Linked DNA regions of Homo sapiens: all the other regions are linked to region 3. The links are chromatin contacts, found by Hi-C or POLR2A ChIA-PET in ENCODE. All regions are on one chromosome and are shown on one strand. The core of a region is the stretch at or near the end of the contact, and the rest is flanking DNA. Distances in the headings are between cores, read along the strand shown. Region 1 overlaps SCEL (sciellin). Region 2 has its middle 57 kb from the start of SCEL. Region 3 has its middle 18 kb from the start of MYCBP2.

Region 1 (4,221 bases), core at 388-2,887, 210 kb after region 3:
GAGGTTTAAAGATTTGAAAACTATGGCCATAGGCATATAGCCTCATTGGCAATATAGATTTGCAATAGGTATTTGTCCAGCAATAGGTATTTGTCCGATTATATATTATGTTATGTGTATATTATAAATTATGTAGACATTTTATGATTTCTTTGTTATTAAGCTTGGTGTTAGATACTTTACATATAAAGCACCACTAATTTTACAATAAAACACAACGTAGGTGTTATATCTCCTCATTTTACAAAAGAGGGATCTGAGCTCAGAGAAGCTAAGTAACTTGTCTAATGGCACATAGCTATTTAGTGGTAGAGTTGAGATTTTAACATGGCCCATTGTTTTTCCATTACACGAATGTTTCTCAACCAGGGGCAATTTTACCTCCAGCAGACATTTGGCAAGGTTGGGAGACATTTTTGTTGTTAAAATTGAGGAGTGCTTCTGGTATTTAATGCGTAGAGAACAGGGATGCTGGTAAACATCCTATAAATCACGGGACAGCTCCCATACAAAAAATTATCAAACCCAAAGTGTCAATAGTCCTGCAGTTGGGAAATCCTGCATTATAGGATACTTACTCTAAACTATCTACAAACTCTGCAGATATGGTTATTTGAGGGGCATTCTTGTGAATGTTAAATTTAAAATATCTATTAATTTCTGTTATTGAGTATTATTTCAAGGAAATATATGGGTGTTTAGAGATTTAGAGACTCACACTAACTTTTGGAGTTAGCACTATTGGACAACAATCATTTCCTTCCATGAAACAGCATTTATTGCTTCTGTCAAAGCATTTCCAATTTTCTGTAGTGATAGTGTCATGTGACATGTAGACCATACATTTTGGATTGCCAATATTTACACAGACGAGTGACGATAGAATGTATAAGACAAATCACAGTTGGGAGGAATGTTGCTTTTATGCCAGGCATGCTTTCCCAGGAAAACCCAGGGAAGCCAGCTTGGATGGCATAGGAGCTACTGAATGAAGGGAAAATTGGCTTTGATGCTTCCCTGATTCCCCCAGCCCAGTTCTGGGCTGTGTGTTATAATTCCGCCTCAGATAAAAACATGTCTGGTATCTGCTCCTCTTTCAAAAATTTCATTAAGAGATATGGAGGAAGATAGGAAAGTTCTCTCGGGGTCTTTGAGAATGTATATTTGCTGGCATTGTTTCATTTTTACTGTTTATGTTTCTGTTTAATTGTCTACTACAGTTCTTTTATAGCTTCATTAAAAATGGTACCGGAGGCCGGGCGTGGTGGATCACTCCTGTTATCCCAGCACTTTGGGAGGCCGAGGCGAGCAAGTCACTTGGGGTCAGGAGTTTGAGACCAGCCTGGCCAACAGGAAGAAACCCTGTCTCTACTTTAAAAATACAAAAATTAGCCGGGCGTGTTGGCGGGCACCTATAATCCCAGCTACTCAGGAGGCTGAGACAGGAGAATTGCTTGAACCGAGGAGGCAGAGGTTGCAGTGAGCCGAGATATCGCACCACTGCACTCCAGCCTGGGCGACAGAGCAAGACTCTGTCTTACAAAAAAAAAAAAAAAAAAAAAGGTACCAGAGTGTTAAGTAATGTTAGTAGAGCATAACCAGGAAAAATGTGGTATTTCAGGTTTTGTTGGGTTGACATGAAATAGGTTCAGTTACTTTCTGCCTTGGCTCAAATCCAAAGACTTCACTACGTGTTTTGACATTTCCTGAAAGGGCCTGTACTTTCAGTTCCACTGTACAAAGTAAGAATGATATTACTTTGAGATTTTACATATGAAGGTCGATTGTAGGGTTGACCAGTAGGAAAAGCAATGATTTGGAATGAAAATATCTGGGTCCTAGACCCACCTCTGTTACTTGCTAACCTTGTGGTCTTAGGAAAGCCACAAAATCCCCTATCAGTTTTCTCATCTGTGAACTGGATATGACAGTGTCTTCGCTGCCTAATTCATAGGATTATTTTAACAACTAACTAGAGCAAACTGTATTCTCATGGTTCAAAAGTAGGCTAGGTCTCCTGTGAATTATAAATCTCCTTAACCACAAATATTGGTACTGAGTTTCCCACATTTTATGAAGGAGAACTGTCAAGTCCACCAACATACCCAGACGTAATGGGCTTACTTAAACTTAAACACAATTTGTGGAAAGCTTTTGTATTTGACTTCATGCCAAAAAGGACTCTTCTAATACATATAAAGTAAATGGGCTCATATTCCCACAGTCTGATAAAACACAACACAACACAACACAACACAACACAACACAACACTCATTCATTGTTGAATCATGTGGAAACCTCATGGGATAAATGATCATTTGTACTGACAAACTTGTTTCTTTTCTCATGCTCTTTCAAGTGGTGACTGGTTAAAATAGATACATAATTTTGTGTTCTCACAACTGAAGTAAAATGAATTAACCTTGCCAAAAATTGGGAGCTCGCCCGCATGTCTCTCTCATTTAGTGCTTGGTCAACATTGTGGTAACTTTCTATGTGACATACTTTTGTTCTTTCTTTGCAGAGATGAAAATTACGGTAGGGTGGTGCTCAACCGACATAATTCCCATGATGCATTGGACAGGTGGGTGTTTAGACATGTTACATCATGAGCAGAAACACAAAGATGGTAGTTTTCAGAGAAGACTTGTTCAAGACAGCTGAATATTTGCAGCATGCCTTGGGCTTTCCCCGATGTTCTGGGCATGTGAAGGAGAATCTGTGATATCATCAGAGGTTTCCACAAGGAAACTCTGCCTCTCCAGAACCATGACTTGGAGGCAGAACATAACCAACCCTCTGTGCATCCCACTGAGGTGATCCTCCTGACAGGCAGGGAAAGGACTCTCATAGAAACACGATCATATCAGGCCGGGTGCCATGGCTCATACCTGTAATCCCAACACTTTGGGAGGCCAAGTTGGGAGGATCTCTTGAGCCTAGGAGTTAGAGACCAGCCTGGGCAACATGGCCAGACCCTGCCTCTAAAAAAAAAAAAAAAAAAATTAATTAGCTAGGTGTGATGGTGCGCACCTGTCGTCCCAGCTACTCCAGGGGCTGAGGTGGAAGAATTGCCTGACCTTGGGACATTGAGGCTGGAGTGGGCAGTGATGCTCCATTGTACTCCAGCCTGGGTGACGGAAGAAGACCCTGTTTCTCAAACAAACAAACAACAACAGCAACATGACCAGATTACATATCTCTGAACCTTAGGGAAAGGAAGTCTAAAATACAGAAATAACAACTACAGAGTTCACTTGCTTTATGGGACAGTACCTTTCTTTTTGGAAACTCCTGGGCTAGTGGGAAAACATGAACTGATCCTCAGTGGCAAATAGACTGATCAAAGCAAATTAGTAGAAAAATTAAGACAAAACAGTAATCACAATGATACAAATAATCTCAGATTGATAAAAATAGAGAATATTCTTACCACAACACAGTTGTACTCACATCCATACAAACAACCACACCCATCAGAAGAACCTAATTATTTATCAGACACAAATTTTATCTGGTCTAGTAGCTTGTGTCTGTTTGTCATTTAAATGTAATTAGAAAGGGAGTGTGAATGTCTTCTATGGTGTGGATCTTAAAAAGTTAAGCAGACACTTGGGACACGTCTATTTTGGAAACTTTTGTTTATGAATTTCTGTCAACCCTTTTAAACTTTTTCATAATTGTGACCTGTTTTAAGGGTGCTGAGCTTATAACCTTCTACACAGAGTTGCCATTTCATTTTCCTGATGCCAGCTTTAGTTCATCTGATTTACTGTTCTGTGATCTGGCAGACTCTCTGCCGAGGCCCTGTCCTTAGTCTTTATGGTTTTGAAGATCACAGCCTGGTTCTCAGCTGGCTCTGATTCCACCAACAAAGGAGAGGCTCACCATTTGAGTCCAGCCACCTCTATGTTACTCACCTTTCTCTGGAACATTTAAGAACAGAAATGCTTGTGTTTTTTAAGTGTGAAATACGCTTCATATTCTTAATGTACATACAATGTGTTTTAGGTTAACAAGAGCTTAATGCCTTTCATGCTTATTTCATATTTTAAATTGTATTCGTTTCCTGAACCCTTCCTCATGGTGGCCAACATTGTGGCTAAAGTATAATATCAGTCTTTTAAGGAACAAAAATCTGTAAGCCCTAGACATTTCCCTCTTGACCTATAACTAACATCACAGAATCAATCTCCCTAAAAGAGTAGGGCAGATTATTT
Region 2 (4,208 bases), core at 524-3,023, 130 kb after region 3:
CTTCTGGGAAGAGTAAGGAAGCTTCAGAGAGAAATTCCTAGAATCTATTCCACTGCACATTTTGACAGGGCCCCAAAGCATCCCAGACTTGCAGGCACTTTAGAATCAGAACTTTTACCCTTGCATATGACTGATTTATTTTACAATGTGTCCTGGAAGTAAGATAGTATAGTCTAGGTTCTTTCCCTGCAGTAACTGGACCAGGTATACAAAACCTCTTTGGTACTCAGAACCATTATAGCTTATGAAGACTTCTTCAGGAATATTAGAATTGCTAATTCGGGTTCTCTTGTCTCTTACAGTAAGTAGAATGACCCCAGTGAATCCAAGTGGCCAAATATTTTAGGCTTGTCTGATTCTACTGCTTCCATGCAAATCTTGTATGGAAGTGGGGGAAAAAGGCAAATCCAGGGTCACACAGATTATTAGAAAAGAGGTTAGAATAAAATGTGGTCACAAAAATCCTCATCGGATTCTTACAGTAGATCATATGATTTGCTTTTCTGTGTGCCTATATGAAAAATATGTACTTATTGACAAAAATATATGAGTAAATATGTTCAATAAATCAATCGCAGCTATGTTTTAGATAGATGATTGGAGAAACTGTCATGGACCTAAGAATCACACTTTTTCTCTTTACTGTCAACAAGTTAGGATGAATCATTTTACTCTGAAGAATAAGGATATGGTTATTTCTCATCATCGTTCAAGCTTGAGTGTGTTCAAGCTTGAGTGTGTCTAAGAGCCTTTTCCTTCAAGGAGCCAGCATGCCATCCACGGAACTCACAACACTGGTTGCCAGAGTTCTCTGCTTTAGAAAATAAAAGTGGGTTGGCTATGACTTCTGTGCTTATTCACTACACCTATGCCTAGAGTCCCTAAAGATTCTTTGGTTGCTTTTGACAATTGCAAATTGTATCTACAGCCACATTTCCATAGTCAATTCAGTGGTAGCTGATTTGAGAACTGCTTCTTGATGTACTAGCACAGTATAGAGATTTTTCTACTTTGAAATGGCTAAAAGCAAAATTATAGGCTGGAAATATGGAAAATATTGTATGATGCAGAGGACCTTAAAATGCTTTCTAGCTTTAAGGTCTAAGATTCTGCAGAGTGCTTAGAATTAATTCTTGATTGTACCCTCCCTACCTCCAGCCCAATTCTCTTTTTGCAAGGATTTTTAAAGAATCAGAGCTGAATGTTTCAATGTCTGTCACCATTTTATCTGCATTTTCACAAGCATTTTAGCGATCATGTGAGTCATTTCTTTCTCACCTCCCACAAATAGCGTGGGTTAAATGGAGCTGTGGGAATTTTTTTTTAAAGTAATAATTCTGACTTCACAATCTTTTAAAAAGACATTGCTTGCATTAAACAGACACACACACACACACACACACACACACACACACACTCAGCAAACAACCTACCAATACTGTTGCTTTTGAATGTTCTGTAAGGTCGAATGCCAATGATTTGTGTTTTGTTGTGTTACGGTTGCCCAGCCTCCTTGATCTATTGTAGGCAGGGTTAAATTACAGAGTGAATTGGGGGACTGACCTCATTACATCATCTGTGCTGAATCACTGTCCTACAACTGTCGTCCTGAAGGCTCGGGCCAGACGTGGTAGTGCTGTCTTTCATTAATGTTACATTAATATGATCAAGAAGATACTTTCTTCTCTTGCTTCTACCCCCACCCCCACCCCTCAGGTCTCTCATTTGCTAAACAATCAAATGCTTTCAAAATCCTGCAAAACAGCTTTCATTTTAAGGTTCTGATCAAAGGACTTGCATTGCAACATCCCCAGTATTTTCACTGCCCTCTAGTGGCTGTTTTCAATTACATTTTGTTTTACAAAGAGGATTGTATCCTTGTTTCTTTACCGTGTTGGGTCTCAAATAAAAAGCTCTGTATGGCAAGTCATCTTCTAAGAACGTGATGTTATTGTGTTTGAAAAGAACAAGAGAAGAATGAGCAATTTTAATCTCGATTTGGCCTCATCTTTGCGGCTGTCTGAAAACTCCAAACCTCTGAAGTGTTAAGTAAATTAACCCACATCTTCATAGCCCCCATTGGTGAATGCAATGGTTTAAGAATACTCGCTCTTTGAAGACCAAACTGCTTTTGTCTGCAACACTCTATTTAAGGGAAAACTAATTCTGGAATCCTGTCCAACCTCATAGCATTCTGAATGATTTCTACTTCCACTCTAATTATCAGCCAGAAGTATTATTTGTAATCATCAGCTTTCAATAATTTAAATAGGTAGTTGTTTGGCCAACTGTTTTTATTCAAAATGCCACAAAAGCTAAAATTCTATGTTGAATTTTATCCAGATGCTGTCTTCTTTTAGGACATGCCAGCTGAGACAGAGCAGTTGTTCATTTTTTTAAAATACCATGTCAGAAGCACATTTTTACTTCATGAATTCAACTGCAATCTAAAACGAAGACTACAGATTTATGTCTCAGTTCAGTTCAGTTGCTTGCCAAAACCAGAGGGAGGACATTTTTTTAAGAATTAATTTAATGGCCAGGCGCAGTGGCTCACACCTGTAATCCCAGTGCTTTGGGAAGCCAAGGCAGGAAAATCGCTTGAGCCCTGGAGTTCCAGACTAGCCTGGGAAACCTAGTAAGACACTCATCCCCCCTCCCCAGAAAAAGTCAAACTTGGTGGTGCATGTGCCTGTAGTCCCAGCTACTCGGGAGGCTGAGATGGGTGGATCATTTGAGCCCAGGAGTTCAAGGTTACAGTGAGCTGTGATGGTGCCACTGCACTCCAGCCTGGGCAACAGAGAGAGACCCTGTCTCAAGAAAAGAAAAGAAAAATAATTAACTCAGCATGCTAAATCACCAAACATAACCACACCCAAGCTATTTTATTCCTCAGAGACTATGGAGATGAGCTTTTCATTGTCTTTTTGAATTCTAGCAAGAACAGTTTTGGTGGTTCCTTTTTTTTTTAATCAATGAAAACAAAGCCCACTGTAAATAAATGTTTTCATGTATCACTACTTAATACTTCTATAAGGGTCCTAAATGCCTTTTGTCTACGTTTTCTTTAACACTCTTCTATACAAAGTAGATCAACCTCTTAATGTCAAAAAGAACTGAATCAGACAAAATCCAGATTTCTTAACAAATTTCTATTGTCTCAAACTTTTTTTAGTTCAATAATATTTTCCTTCTGGACAGCGAAGGAAATCCCTCTGAAATGTTCCAGAGCTGTACAATTGCAAAATTGAAAAGTTAGGTTAAAGGTTCTTCTGTGAAATTTGCTAGAGTTTGCAAGTCCCTGATTTTTTCACTGAACAATTTCAGGGAAGGTTTGTGTCTCCCTTTGTCTGGGTCTTTGTTCAAAAAGTGGCTAATTGCTATTAGCAAATGCAAATAAAAGACAGTTGCTTCAGTGCAGCTTGATTGCCAGTTCCCAGTAGGTTCCCTCCCGTTTCTAACTGTGGCTTTTCCAAGTTTTCATCCATCTCTGCAAGTCCTCCCCCTCCCCCACTCCTGACTCCCTACATTCACTGTCAGCAGATGCCCTTGTCTCTTACCTCACGGAGGAAGCAGGATCTATTTACAATAACTCCTTCAAGTTCCTTCTATTCAGTAAGCATACTTAACTTTGCAATCTTGCCCTTACCTCCTTTCTCAGGAGTGGGTGGGGTAGAGCAAAAAGACTCCTCTTTTATTTTTTTCTCTTATTTTCTGAGACCAGTCTCTCCACCTCGCTCCCATTTCCTCAGAGCCCTTGCTGCATCCTTGTCTCTTCTCTCTCATGTATCTTTCATCTCCCATTGGTCCCTGGCTTAATCCCCTCGACATATAAACATGACTCAGTTTCTCCCAGGGTATTGATTTAAGTTCTGAGAGTCCAAATAACAGCCCCCAGTTCCCTCCAGAATACAGAGGCCACAAATGGCCCCTTGAACAGAAGCTGTGATGATTTTGGTCATGTGGTCCTGCTACCCTGGCCTCATTGGATTGGATTATGGATACGGGTGGCAGCCGAAGCAGCTCAGATATGACAGCCAAAACTACATTAATGCCTGAGTTCTGTTTGGGTTCCTGTTTGCAAGCAATAGAAAATAATTCTGGCAAATTTAACCTCAACGCGGGATTCCCTAGAAGGATATCTGTGTCTCACATATCTACAGGAGCTTGGAGGACCTTGCTTTGAAAAGAGACAGAAACCGAAGTGC
Region 3 (4,448 bases), core at 1,150-3,649:
GTGTTATAGTTTGACATTTCTTTGCCTCACCAATTAAATGTTTCTTGAAGACATGGACTATAGTTCATTTCTATCTTTACCACTACCTACCACCATAGTCACTATCTAAATAATTATTTTAGTCAGAGTCAGTACCATTGCCTAGAGAGCACTTTAGAAATGTGTAGAGATGGTTTTAGTTGTCATAATAACCAGGAAACACTACTTACATTTAGGGTAGGTGCCACAGATGATAAACATCCTGCATTAAATGGGACAATCACTCATCATGAAGAACTATCCCCCGTCCTACAAGACTTTCAAGTGTCCCACTGAATTTTCAAATAGATTAAAAGCCTGTTTATATCTTTCTGAAACTAGAATCTAATTCCATTTTACATATAAATGCTGTTTTGGTTGTCTATTGGTGTGTAATAAAGCATCCCAACAGATAAGGGTTTAAAACCACAGAAGTTTATTATCTGCTAAGACCCTGTGGGACGACTGGCTCATCTGGGCAGTTTTCCTGTTCCATGTGATATTTATTGGCACTACAGTCAGCGGGGGGCTTAACATAGCTCACTCACATGGCTGCCACTTGAGTTTGGAGCTGTCAGTTAGAGCACCTCAGGCCTCCATCAAATGGAGGGCTTGGGCTTCTCATTGCATGGTAGCTGGGTTCCAAGAGGTGGCAAGGAAAACAGCCAGTCCTCTTCAGGCTTGGGCTCAGGAGCCCCAAAACAGAACTTCAGCTGCTTTCTATTGGTCAAGGCCAGACTCAGGGCTGGTCCAGACTTAAGGCAAGGACAAGTAAACTCCACTCTTGATGTGAGAGGCAGCTTGCCAGTACAGGGAGGAGAGGAAGATTGAGGGCCAACTTCAGATACTTACTAGTTACCTCACTCAGACACTTAGTGATTTTATCCAGCTGCAAGAATTTTCCAGAAATATAACAAAGGTATAAACCAAGGGAAACGTAACCTTTGTTTGGTTTGGAATTTCATTTGTTGTATCTGAGTGATCGATATAACATACCTGTATCAGTCCATCTTTGTAGTTGTCACATTCATGGTGACTCAACATTTACATTCAAGTATCCGATTACTTCTTCATGTCTTCTAGTGAAATCTTGCCAAAGTGTTGTATATATATTTTTAACTTTAGTTTTCCTTTGTATTTTTTATTACTTATATAAACTGTATTTTTAAATTTCCCACCAGGGTAGTAAAGGAGTTATTGCGTATTTGTTATAAAGAGGAGGTGTACTGATAGGGTTGAAAAAAAAAACACTGATTACTAGTCTGGCATTCCTGTTTGGTTTCTATATTATCTTCTCCTTGATTTTAATTTTCTGCTTTGATTTATATTTTACTATCTCAAAATGTGTGCTTTGGGTCCAAATCAACTCAAATCTCTGAGCAATAGCACAGAGAATGTAAGTAAATGAATGAATAAGTAAATAGCTAGCTTTGCATTTTTTCCTAATTATGACAATGTGTAATTCTTGTAGAATATGTAATATTTATCTTTAAACCTGATTTTTCTCCCACTGAAATAGTTCTTTGTTATTTTCTTGTTTGAACCAGATTAATAAAATCTAGATATGTGTTACATTAACACTGTTTTGTTTTATTGGTGTACCTTAATGTAAATGACTTCCTGATTTATCTGCTACATAATCATATTTTTTAGTGAAACAAATTATATATGACTATTTTAGATTTCTGACATTGCAATGTGCTTTGCCTCATATTAAGATGTTCTCAAGAAAAATACCATTAGACCACCTTTTAGTGAAGCCAACGTATATACAAATATATTTATCACATAGTTTTCCTTAAAATATTAAGTTGAATAAATACTGTACTTAGAATATATTTACCACCTGAAACTAAATTTAGAGATGTATCTACTAATAATCTGTTTCTATGACTTCCTACTGCTTTTGTAAATATAATGTGTTACTCTGTATTCAAGGATTTGTTTTCTAATATTTATACTTTCATATCAAAATACATACATGGATCTTTGGTCATTAAATCATTAGCATTTTTCACAATATAACCTTTTAAAACAAGTAGGCAAATACAAAAGCCAAATAAATGCACTTAATGTTGGCTCTGAAAAATGTTACCCTCCTGTACTGGTAGACAGAGGCTACCCTCCTGCTTGGTAGACAGATGTTGACCTTTGTTTCTGGTAGGAAGATATCACATCTCTGGTCTAGTAGACCATGCCATTCTCTTGGTCTGACTGGCAAATGCTGCCCTCCTGGCTGGGTAAACATTTGCTGCTCTCTTTGTGTAGTATATAGGTTTTACTTTCCTGCTGGTAGAACAGTAGAGAGGCAAGGTCTCTAGCTAAAATAGTCTCATAAATCATCATTCAGCATCTACTCAGGACTGTTAGTCAACACTTGTGTAAGGTATGAATGGCCCCTGAGAAGTATATCATGGAAAGGATGTAGAGGCATAATTACTTAACTACTGTTGCTACAATAGTCTCGGGTAAACAGTATCTATTTTCCTTCTTAACCTATTTCAAGAAGGGCAAGAGAAATCCAGCTTCACATCAAGCTTTGTCTACATGCTTTATAAAAACTGAACACTGGTGTGGAAGCCCCCTGAATATTCCACCACAGAGAGAAATTCCCCGCCTAAGCCAGCCACTATGTCTACTTCAGTTTTGGTTTGAGGAACTTGGTTGGCCTCAATTCTAATTTGGAAAGAAAAAAGTTAATCTTACTCCTTGTAAGTGGAGATAGTGACTAATTTAACCCATAATATTTAAAACACAGGAAGCATACAGTTTTGAAGGCTATTATAAATTTTTTGACATACTCATCTCCTTTGAAAATCCCCTTTTTCTTCCCACACAAATAATAAAATCTTTCTTTAATAGGTTAAAAAGTTAACGTTATTTAATATTTGTACCAAGGAAAATATAATGAGAAAACCAGATAATGGTAAATTCTCTTTTTTTTTTTTTTTTTTTTTTTTAAACAGGGTCTCACTCTGCCGCCCAGGCTGGAGTGCAGTGGCACGATCTCAGCTCATTGCAACTTCCGCCTCCCAGGTTCAAGTGATTCTCCTGCCTCAACTTCCTGAGTAGCTGGGACTACAGACATGTGCCACCAGATGGTAAATTCTAGAAGTGAATCCACCCAATATTGTTTATAATATTGGTGCATTATGTACTTGAATTAATTGCAAATCTAACATTCTTTAATTTATCTTTATTTCAAAACAATATAAGGCCTCTAAAAATGAACATTGACCTATCATAAGGGTGTTTACAGAATGCAAGAGAAAAGTAATTCTTTTGACAAATGGAAGCATTGCCTCAAAGCGTGTGTGTGTGTGTGTGTGTGTGTGTGTGTGTGTGTGTATGTATACAATATCTTGTCCATTAATCCATTTTCTAGCCACCATTACAGAACTGAGGAGCACCCCTAAATTTCTTTCTTTATCCTGACATAAAATAATACAAAGGAAATCATCAATTTCCTGTTCTGTTCAAGAAAGGTACATCCTCCATTCAAGATTTAAAAATAGTAAACATATTAGTCGGTAGTATTATTACAATTCCAAAATTCAGAATATCAGGGTTATTTTGTATCTTTTTACTTATTAAAGTTATTGCTTTTTAATAATTGCACATATATAACTATTGAATAAACTATTATAAACTATGTAGATCCCACTGCAATGGTTTGATACTTTATGTAATTGGTTATAGAACAATACCTCTGTAGACTACCGCAGAAACAGTGTGTCCTATATGACATGGATATGTTACCATATGGGCTTATTGTGTAGCCTTATTAATAAATAAATAAAGTCAAATACTTCTGGGGCCATTGTACTTTTTAGTTTATTTGACCATGTCAATACAGGTAACATTTAGAAAGAAGTTCATAAAGGGAAATAATTGGATTGGAGAGAGAAAATGTGAGAGGACAGAGCATTAAAGTAATTAGAGGTTTAGCAGAATTTTACAGAATCAATGAGAACATTTCATTCTGGTTCTTACCATTCCATTCTGCACAGAAATCATCACTGTGGCATCTTGTGCTTTATGATTTTGATCAAATTATTTGTCAAAAAAACTCAGTAAACTGATCCATTGTTAATTTTCAAGAGAGTGAACTTGAAAGATAGTGATATTTAAACTTTGTTACTCACTATGAGCTCTGCAAAAATAAATACCTGCTTACAGATCTTTAGTAATGCAGTAGTGCATGTATGCCTAAATACATAGCTGCATAGCTGAGGAAGAATAAAAATAATTGGCTAAAGTAAATTTTCAGTTGATATTTGGCTTTATTACATGCCTTCAAATTTAGGATTTTCTAAGTTGTATGCTATCCTCTTTTTAAAAATTCAATTTCTTTAGCACATAAATTGATATTAATATCTCATATTTATACAGCATGCTATAGATTTAAACATAATTTCCAAAATGTAACT

What was found. Hi-C counts contacts between places; a loop is a spot of excess contacts on that map. ChIA-PET counts read pairs that join two places held with the same protein, here RNA polymerase II (POLR2A). Pooled maps may share reads with other maps.
Region 1: a loop to region 3 is called in a pooled map, with 2.3 times the contacts of the local background. The contact joins two enhancer-like sites. A Hi-C loop is called at or near these places in 2 of 168 maps with a recorded cell type or tissue (Caco-2 and mammary epithelial cell), 7 of 37 single-sample maps with no recorded cell type and 4 of 50 pooled maps. POLR2A ChIA-PET finds 5 or more read pairs at or near these places in 3 of 52 experiments (BJ, activated CD8-positive, alpha-beta memory T cell and activated T-cell).
Region 2: a loop to region 3 is called in a map of PC-3, with 7 times the contacts of the local background. The contact joins two enhancer-like sites. A Hi-C loop is called at or near these places in 18 of 168 maps with a recorded cell type or tissue (CD8-positive, alpha-beta T cell, Caco-2, GM12878 and 14 more), 21 of 37 single-sample maps with no recorded cell type and 15 of 50 pooled maps. POLR2A ChIA-PET finds 5 or more read pairs at or near these places in 13 of 52 experiments (A549, B cell, GM12878 and 9 more).

Annotation. Positions count from the first base shown.
Region 1 is chr13:77,557,279-77,561,499 of GRCh38, forward strand. SCEL (sciellin) reads left to right here. Exons shown (of 33, transcript NM_144777.3): 4 at 2,526-2,585. Among named protein-coding and RNA genes, the nearest start is that of SCEL, 24 kb to the left of the region's middle. Within about 2 kb of position 1,638, at least 2 of the 41 ENCODE cell types and tissues checked have a DNase peak (open chromatin) inside an H3K27ac peak, as active enhancers do.
Region 2 is chr13:77,476,763-77,480,970 of GRCh38, forward strand. No RefSeq gene overlaps it. Among named protein-coding and RNA genes, the nearest start is that of SCEL, 57 kb to the right of the region's middle. RefSeq lists enhancers at 1,059-1,703, 1,704-2,346. Within about 2 kb of position 1,774, at least 20 of the 41 ENCODE cell types and tissues checked have a DNase peak (open chromatin) inside an H3K27ac peak, as active enhancers do; they include GM12878, where a contact is called at or near this core.
Region 3 is chr13:77,342,997-77,347,444 of GRCh38, forward strand. No RefSeq gene overlaps it. Among named protein-coding and RNA genes, the nearest start is that of MYCBP2, 18 kb to the left of the region's middle. Within about 2 kb of position 2,400, at least 2 of the 41 ENCODE cell types and tissues checked have a DNase peak (open chromatin) inside an H3K27ac peak, as active enhancers do; they include GM12878, where a contact is called at or near this core.